2 separate regions of the Homo sapiens genome follow, and region 2 is linked to region 1. The links are chromatin contacts, found by Hi-C or POLR2A ChIA-PET in ENCODE. All regions are on one chromosome and are shown on one strand. Each heading gives the region's core, a stretch centred on a gene start or an enhancer-like site at or near the end of the contact. The rest is flanking DNA. Distances are from core to core; before and after follow the strand shown. Region 1 has its middle 22 kb from the start of LINC03117. Region 2 holds the start of LINC02314 (long intergenic non-protein coding RNA 2314).

Evidence for each region. Hi-C counts contacts between places; a loop is a spot of excess contacts on that map. ChIA-PET counts read pairs that join two places held with the same protein, here RNA polymerase II (POLR2A).
Region 2: a map of heart right ventricle shows a loop between it and region 1 (9-fold over the local background). The contact joins the promoter of LINC02314 here to the enhancer-like site in region 1. A Hi-C loop is called at or near these places in 1 of 168 maps with a recorded cell type or tissue (heart right ventricle). POLR2A ChIA-PET finds 5 or more read pairs at or near these places in 6 of 52 experiments (BJ, PC-9, Panc1 and 3 more).

What each region holds. Positions count from the first base shown.
Region 1 is chr14:101,496,187-101,500,300 of GRCh38, forward strand. No RefSeq gene overlaps it. Among named protein-coding and RNA genes, the nearest start is that of LINC03117, 22 kb to the left of the region's middle. RefSeq lists an enhancer at 1-411. Within about 2 kb of position 1,770, at least 2 of the 41 ENCODE cell types and tissues checked have a DNase peak (open chromatin) inside an H3K27ac peak, as active enhancers do.
Region 2 is chr14:101,440,149-101,444,262 of GRCh38, forward strand. It overlaps LINC02314 (long intergenic non-protein coding RNA 2314), which reads left to right and starts at 1,928. Exons shown (of 2, transcript NR_135240.1): 1 at 1,928-2,109; 2 at 3,834-4,114.

The DNA of each region.
Region 1 (4,114 bases), core at 520-3,019:
CAGCTCTGCTGGGACCGCACACTGTCCCCCACACATGCCGCCCTTGACTGTTGTGACAAAGAGCTTCCAAGAGCATCAGCATAACAACAGCATGCAGAGGCTGCAGGGGTGAGTGGGCACCGATTTACACATCAGACAGTGGGTGCGCCCCAAGCCTCCACGTGACTAGCCAGGGTCCTGTTGCTGGCCAGGCCTTCCCCTGTGGAGTCTGGCCCCTCCTCCATCGCGCTGGACTTGTCCCCCTGCATCTTAACCACAGCCCATCAGGCCCCAGCCCCACGACAAGTAACGCAAGCAAATAGGAGTTCAGGGTGAGCCCCAGCCCTGTCCAGCCAGGACAGGCTGGCCCGCCGGGCCTGTTTGCTCCTCCCTGCAGATGAGGTTGGGGGTGTTCATGACGGGGGAGGGCAGAACCCCCTGATAACAGAGCTCTACTGGCCCGAGATGCTTCTGCAGAGCCGGCGTGGCACCGTGGCCAGCACCCACTCCCGGCGGGGGCTTCACCGAGCCCAGCCGTCCTTCCCAGCGGGCTCCACGCTTCTGCTTGGTATGCGGCAGGGGTCCGTGACAGGGTCCAGCCGCCTTCCCAGGCCATTCGAGTCAACTCCAGAAAGGCTTTTTGTTGTCATTACCACCCTCAGCCATTAGCAGGGGCAGTTTTTGTCTTCCCAAATGGGAAAGTATCTTTTGCTTTTCTCTTTTGACACTGACTATTTGGCCTAACGCAGGGACCAATTAAACTAATTAATCCCCAGGCACTGTGCCGATGGAGAAACTAGGCTCTCACACTTCAGATCACTCCAAAGGAAGTAATCTGATTGTTGCATCATTTGGGGACCCTTTGTACAGCTCTGACCTTTGTAACCCAGACCAGAGACCCCAGTCTTCCAAGTGGCCCCTCCCCAGGACTCCGGGGCTGTGTGTCTTGCATCTCCCCATCGGCCACCTCCTACCCCCACATTCAGGGGCCATCAGACCCTCCCACCTCACACATCCTCACCTAGGATACAAGCCAGGCAGCAGCTCCAAGGGGAACCGCTTGTCACTTCCATGAACAATTAGCACTTTCTCTAAGAAGAGGAAATAAAGAACCCCAAATACAGGGGGTGGGGGGCTGAAGCTGTGCAGCTCCTCAGACTGCAGAGGGAGAGCCGTCAGCTGAAAGGAGAGTGCTCAAGGTGAAGCTCAAAGGCCCCTGGAGTCCTCTAGCAAGGGCGGCTCAGCTCCTAGCTAACGGGTGCCTCGTCAAATGCATTTTCTTCATGGACAACAACAGAATTTCTTTGGCTCCGGCAGGGAAGAGCAGCTGTCCACACTGTTTATTCAAATACCATCCTGGCAATATTCCGATTTTTTTTCTCTCTCTCGTCCCTGCAGGATCTGAAACTATCAGTGGGGCAGTTGGAAGCACGTCTCTACACATGGTTTTCCAGGGTGGTATCTTTGCAGCACGCAGAAATCCTCTTCTGAAGAGTCCTTTGCTGTATTCCCCCGTGCCTCCCCACCCCCACCCTCCCACCCCCGCTAATGGGCATGTTTCCGTGAACACTGAAGACGAAAAACATGCGATTTTGAATGTGTCTCTTTCACGGTCACACATTTCTTTTTATTGTGCATCTTGGCTGAGCCACGCTTTAAAATTCCCAGCAACCGTTCCCAAGTCAGTTTTCAAAGAGTCTTGCACCTTTGACCCAATAAAAACCAGAGAGAACTGGACGAAGACTTGTGGCATGTCTCGGAAAGCATTTTGCTAATAAAAGTTTCATTTCTTTCCCTTTGATTTCCCATTGCTGCTTGGCGCCCTGGGCTTGCTGACCGAAGGTTCGCTCCACAGCCTTGCACACACTGTACATCTTGACAGGCACCGTGATCCAAGGAGAACTTTGCACAGTGCTGTGGCCGCAAGCACTGACAATGCGTAAAGCTGTGTTTCCCTGTTACTTTCAGAGGACCTGTCATTTTCAGGCCTCGATGCACCCCCGTGGGCCTGAACACCGCCCTCCTATTAGGTCTCTCTTGTTCAGTAACTCTCAGGGGCTCCCAGGCCTTCCAAATTAAGTCCAAGGCCTTCAAGAGGGTGTTCTGGGCCCCATCAGCATGCCCAGCCTTCCTGGCCAGCCTCATCCTCCAGCCCTCCCTATGTGTCCACACACTGGTCTGAGAGGCTACTCACCATCCAGCAAAGAGCCTGCACCTTTCTGGGCCTTTCCTCGTGGGTTTCCTTCCCACCTCGGCCCTCGCACCGTCTCCATCTCAGCCTGCTCACCTCCCACTCCACCCCACACACAGGAGTCTCCTGTTGCTGTCATAACACATCACTACGAACTTGGTTGCTTAAAACAACATACATTTAAGATCTCCCAGTTCTGGAAGTGAGGAGACTGGGATGGCCTCAGTGGGCGAAAATCAGTGTGAGCTGGACTGGTGGTTTCTGGAGGTGCCAGGGCAGAGTCCATCTCCTTGCCTTCTCCAGCTCTAGAGGCGCCTGCACTCCTTGGCTCATGGCCCCTTCCTCCATCCTCACGGCACATCACTGCCACCTCTGCACATCTACGGGCGCATCTCCTGCTCTCTGTGCCCCACCCCCACCCCCCCGCCTCTCTCTTTCCCTATGAGGACCTTGGGGGCAACACTGGACCTGTCAGAGGATCCAGGATTATCTTTCCATGCAAGATCTGTGGGCCCTGGTTCAGCCGAGCACAGCACACAAGCACCTGGTGAGCACCTTCCAGCTCACACCTGTTCACCTCCACGATCCCATCTTGATTTCCCAAAGCAACTTTTCCATTACCTAGACAAAATGTTTCATTCCGTGTTATGGGTAAAACCACTGAGGCCCACACAGCAGTAAACATCAGAGCAAGACAGGGCAGGAAAGTGAAGGCTCAGGGACCCCACAAGGATGGCCAGAGGGGCTTGTCAGTCTCACCCAGGGAGGCCTCGCTCCCAGGGTCAGGCCCAGCTGCTCTGATGCAGGCGTCCTGGCCCTCAAGGCGAATGGCCACAAATGCCCGGAGCAGGTCAGCAGCTCGTTCCCAGCTCTGGATTCCCAATTCTGAACGCAGTCATTTCACAGTTAGAATGAAGTCCTCACCTCCCTCCGCAGACCTGCCTCTTTCCCAGGAGCTGCCTAGTGAGAAAAAAAAAAAAAACTGGGCTGGAGGACAGAGGAGCCAGCAGACCTGGGTTGGAGCCCAGTTCCACCCCTCTGAAGCCACGTGGCCTTGGGCTGGAGCAGGACATTTAGTGTCCAAACAGCAGCACACGCTCCCGAAGGCCATGCACACGCACACGCACACGCACACGCACACGCACACACATACACTCACACTCAAGTGGCTGGACTTCTTTGAGCCCTAGATCCCTCCTCACCATGGAGTATGAGTGGACCAGCATGTACACATTCCAGGCCCTAGACCTAAAAGGAAGGGACAGGGGTATTGCCTCCACTTCCTTTTCTCAGCGTGGCCCTGACTGGAACGCGCATGGGATGGAGGGAGATGCAGCAACCATCTTACGCCGCGAGCTCAGAGTTCCTTGTTGAGGAGAGCAGTGCAGCAGGCTAGATGGCTTCCAGGCTCCCATGGTCTTGGTGTTGCCACATCATCCTGAACTCCTCGTGTTTCTAATGTTACGTGAGAGAGAAATACACTTCCATCATGTGCGAGCCCCTAGCTGGGGGGAGTCTTTGCTCTGCAGCCAAGCGCCTTTCTTGGCTATTACAGGTTTTGCCTCAACCAAACCAAAACTCCATGATGTGGGCTCCACAGACCAGGGCTTCCGTAGTCCAGGACACAGATTTTCTGAGGGACAGTTGTCGACCCTTGTTGCACCGTGGAAATCCTTTCATAGAAACATTCCCTGTGGTGCTTAGAAGTCAGACCACATCCTGACAGCCCTGGAACTCTAGAACTGGTTTTGAAAACTCAGAATGTAGGTGTGTGTTGGCTGCCACTTGCTTCTTTTAGGAAGTGATACAGGAGAGCTACAAAGATGGCTCTGTAGGAGATAAGAGGCAGGCTCCAACGTCTAAGCGCCTCCCATACACAGCTCTTAGCCGGGCAAGGGCAGCCAGCCCAGGAGCCATCATCTGTAGAGGTGCTGCTGTCCTCCC
Region 2 (4,114 bases), core at 678-3,177, 56 kb before region 1:
GAGCCATTTCTCCCATCATTGGATACCAAGCTCAAGATGTTACAGGAAAAAGAAATAGCTTTTACTGCTGATATGAGAATTTTAAAAGAGAGACAAGTGTGAGCAAACAAAACCTGTCACATCAAATACTCTGGCAAAAAAAAAAAAAAAAAAAAGCTAGAAAAAAAATGCCAGAAATGCTGAAATCTAAATAAAGTCATTTATTTGTTATTTTAACCCCTTCACTGTCAGAGCTACTCTGGCATAAGGCTAGTTAATTCTCCAGAGGTGAGCTTTATTAAGGACAGTGCCCTTATTCTTGCAGCCATTGTTTTCTTGTCACACAGTTCTCTTGATTATCTGGTCCCTTCAAGGGGTTCCACATACAAATGGGGTGCTGTTGATGCTCCTTGGGCCGTACCTCCTTTTAAAGTATGATTTTTTCAGAGAATTTGATTTTATCCAATTTCCACCATGCTAAGCAAAAACACTAGACTGTGAGATCCCGAAGGGCAGCAGCCCCGTGACCCTCATGGTTCTGGCACATGGAAGGTATTCAAAGCATGAGATGGAAATTGCTTTTTGAACTCTGTGCCTTAGGCAGTTAACATGCAAGCAAAGATAAGATGCCTTCGGCAGGGGAGGCTATGACAACCAACGAGAAAAATGGAAAAACACCAATTGGATGGGTCTGCAGTTGATCACTTGCTCTTCCTTGGTCAAGTTCATGAGCCTGTCTCCTGTTTCGAGGATACATGCTTTTATAAATGTTAAATAAGCTAACACTGCTGAAAGGGCATTGCTAATGGAGGTCTGTGGAAATAGAGGGAAATATTTCTAATTAGAAGGTATGGATTGGGCACTCACTGTGTGCCAAGCACTACAGTGGACCCTGAAATGAGTCAGCCACAGACTCGGTCCTCCAAGATCCCCGCTCCTCCAGCTCCATTCATTTTAGCCCGATGCAATGAGGCTTCTTTCTGCCTTCAGGAATTGCTTGGGCAATGGTTCCCAGGACCTTCTGACTCAGAGGATTCCACAGACTTTTCAGCCCTTTCTTCTGGGAGGTCTCCGTGGCCTTCCCACCACTGCCTCAGTCTTGTGGTGGTGCCGCTCCCCATGGGGGCTTCTCCCACCCTCCCGGCTGCTCCTCCCCCACCTCCTGAGCCCACCTCTAGAGGCTGGGTCATCTCGGGCTGTTCCTGCGGTCTCTTCTGCTCTCTAAATACCCACTGTCCAGGAACGCCCACCCTGCGGTGGCCTCAGCTCCCACCTACAAGCCCAGGACTTTTCTCCCAAGTCCTAATCTTATTAAATATGCTGCCTGCCTGCAGGCTGTATTCACCAGCCATCTTCTCGCCTTCGCCCAGGAGTTGATACCACCACTGAGAGGGCACTGCCAAGCACCTATGCAGGGAGGCCCGGGTCCCTCTGGGCCCTGTCCGGGCCACATCCTCAGCATTTCTCTCCGTCTCAACAGCTCAAGCCCTGTGGTACCTCTTGCTGAGCCTCTGGGGTTCTCCCAGAAGGCCAGCCCCACCCTCGTCTGACCCCACAGTCCTGCCTCTCCAGTGCGGCTAGACTGTCTTCCCCAGCTGACGCCCATCTGCGGTTCCCCACGGCCAGTCTCAACAGTCTCCTGCCTGCACCCACTCCTCAGCCTTCTCCATTGGAGGCTCCCCTCCTCAGACACACAGGCCTGTCTGCTGCCCCATCGTCTCTGCGCAGGCTGCTCTCTCGGTGTCCCTGGCCCATGCCCACTCCACGCTCCAGGGCTCAGCCTCCTCTCCCGCTCTCCACCCCACCCTTCGTCTCCTGCCCTCCACCCCACCCCTCCTTTCCCGCCCTCCACCACACCCCTCCTCTCGGGCTCCTGGGCACCCCCCCGCCACCTGCGTCTCCTGTCGTCAGCAAAATGCACTATTTGCTCATCCAGTGCCCACAGTTTGCCCACCGGACGGCCCTGCTAGGTGGGAAGCTCCTTGCAGGCAGGAACCCCATCTCCTTGACTTTACTTTGGAATCCCCGCAGCCTCATACGGGGCTGAGGCAGGTCCTTCCGTAAAATGGAACTGAATGAGCGGCGCTTAATCCATCCGCCAAAGGCCAGTCTCCCTTGGGTTTTCAACAGGTAACATGAGCTTTTAAAAATGAGTCTTGTTAAATGAAGTGCCCTGATTTTCAAAGTTATGCCCACACAGAACGACAGGGCAGGGGCTCCCTTCCAGAATGACAGAGCCCTGGGGCTCGTCTGACCACTTCTCCACCCCCAGATTCCTCTCATCACCCGATGCCTTTACTTTGGGACTCTTCCAGGTCGTTCCTCACCTCGTGCAGCATTGCTGTGAGTGGGCGACAAGGAACCTCGTGGTCTCCGTGTGCTTTGCGGGGACCACCTCTTCGCAGGGGCCGCCACCTGCCTCTCCGGCGCTGCATCCTTAGCATCCCCACTGCCCCCGGATCTCCTTCAGGGAGGTGCGGCGGCAGAGCGGCCCCAGCAGCCTCCTCCTGTGGCCCAGGCGCACCAAGGCGAGCGCGGCCACGAGTTCCGGCCCAGCGCCACCCAGACTCTTTGATGTGGGTTTGTGTGTGGGAGAGTAAAAGATGCACACACCCTCCGCAAGTCTAGAATTTGTGGTTTTTGTTATCTCACAACTTCATATTTGGAAGAAGTATTTTAATGTCTTATGAGTTGTGAATAATTATGTAATTCTGCCACTTTCTCAAAACCAAGATTTTTCAAACGGACTGCTCTAGTCTGGAGCTGACATCCTTAAGAGAACTTTGCTTTTTTTCCTGTGGGTTTTAAGCAAGAGTGTGCCAAATGAATTCTTTCGTCCGCTTAAAACAGTTCATTAGGGGGAACCATCCTGTAAAAGGAAAGGAAAGGAAAGGAAAATCCTTCCTTCTTCAAATGAATTCTCAAAAATTACTTCTGAGATGCAAATGCTGCCTGAGTGTTTGAGCTCCGTGAGAGAGTCCACTTCCCAACTTGTTTTCAGTCTGCTGTTGGGTGCTACTGAATTTCTTAAACATTGTGTTTCTCCCTTATCTGTGAATTAGCCATGTGTTCTTTGGAATCTCTTCCTGGGTCTTCGTTATTCTTCCTCAGTTATTTAAGAACCTAGGGAAGGCCCGGCGTGGTGGCTCACGCCTGTAATCCCAGTACTTTGGGAGGCCGAAGCGGGCGGATCACCTGAGGCCGGGAGTTTGAGACCGGCCTGACCGACATGGAGAATCTAAAAATGCAAAATTAGCCGGGCGTGGTGGCGGGCGCCTGTAATCCCAGCTACTCGGGAGACTGAGGCAAGAGAATCGCTTAAACCTGGGAGGCGGAGGTTGCAGTGAGCCGAGATTGCGCCATTGCATTCCAGCCTGGGCAACAAGAGCGAGACTCCGTTAAAAAAAAAAAAAAAAGAAAAGAAAAAGAAAAAACCCTAGGGAAAGGGTCACGAAGACTGCATCATCAAATGACACCATGAACTCCTCAAGGGTCTACCCATTGTTTTAACTTACTGCCCAAAAGGTACTTCTCATTCGAATAGCCCCCATTCTACAGTCATCTCTATCAATCATCATGTCACTTGATCATGACATCGTTCTAAGCACCTGTAACATCCCAGACCCTGTCTGAAGCACCAGGAATGCTGGGTGAGCGGGACAGAAGGGACCACAGATCCTCACGTTGCCTTATCAAGTTTAGACTCTAGTGGTCCCGATGGCTGATCTCATGACATTCAAATAGGAGGCGATCATTTCCTTAAATACAAACACGAGATTGTCAATAGTTAGGATGTGCTTATTTTTCCTCCAGGGCATAAGATTTTTTTTCTTGTATGTATTTCATATCCCTAGCTGGAGAAATATCAAAAGAATCTGAATATCACCATCTGGAAGTTGTGCCATGGACTCCAGTGGGCAGGATTCGAGCTGGGATTCTCTTCTTCCTCTAGCAGTGTATTTCTTCTGCTTAAAATGAGCACAAACACATCTAATTCCCTAATGGACCAACTCAGACCTAAAAGTCTCTTATTCTTTGCCCGCCTTCCTCTACCCACATGGATTCCTGGGATTCTCTAAATGCAGATGGCAATGGGGAGGGCTGGGGATTCCCATCAAGGATATTTGATCATCGG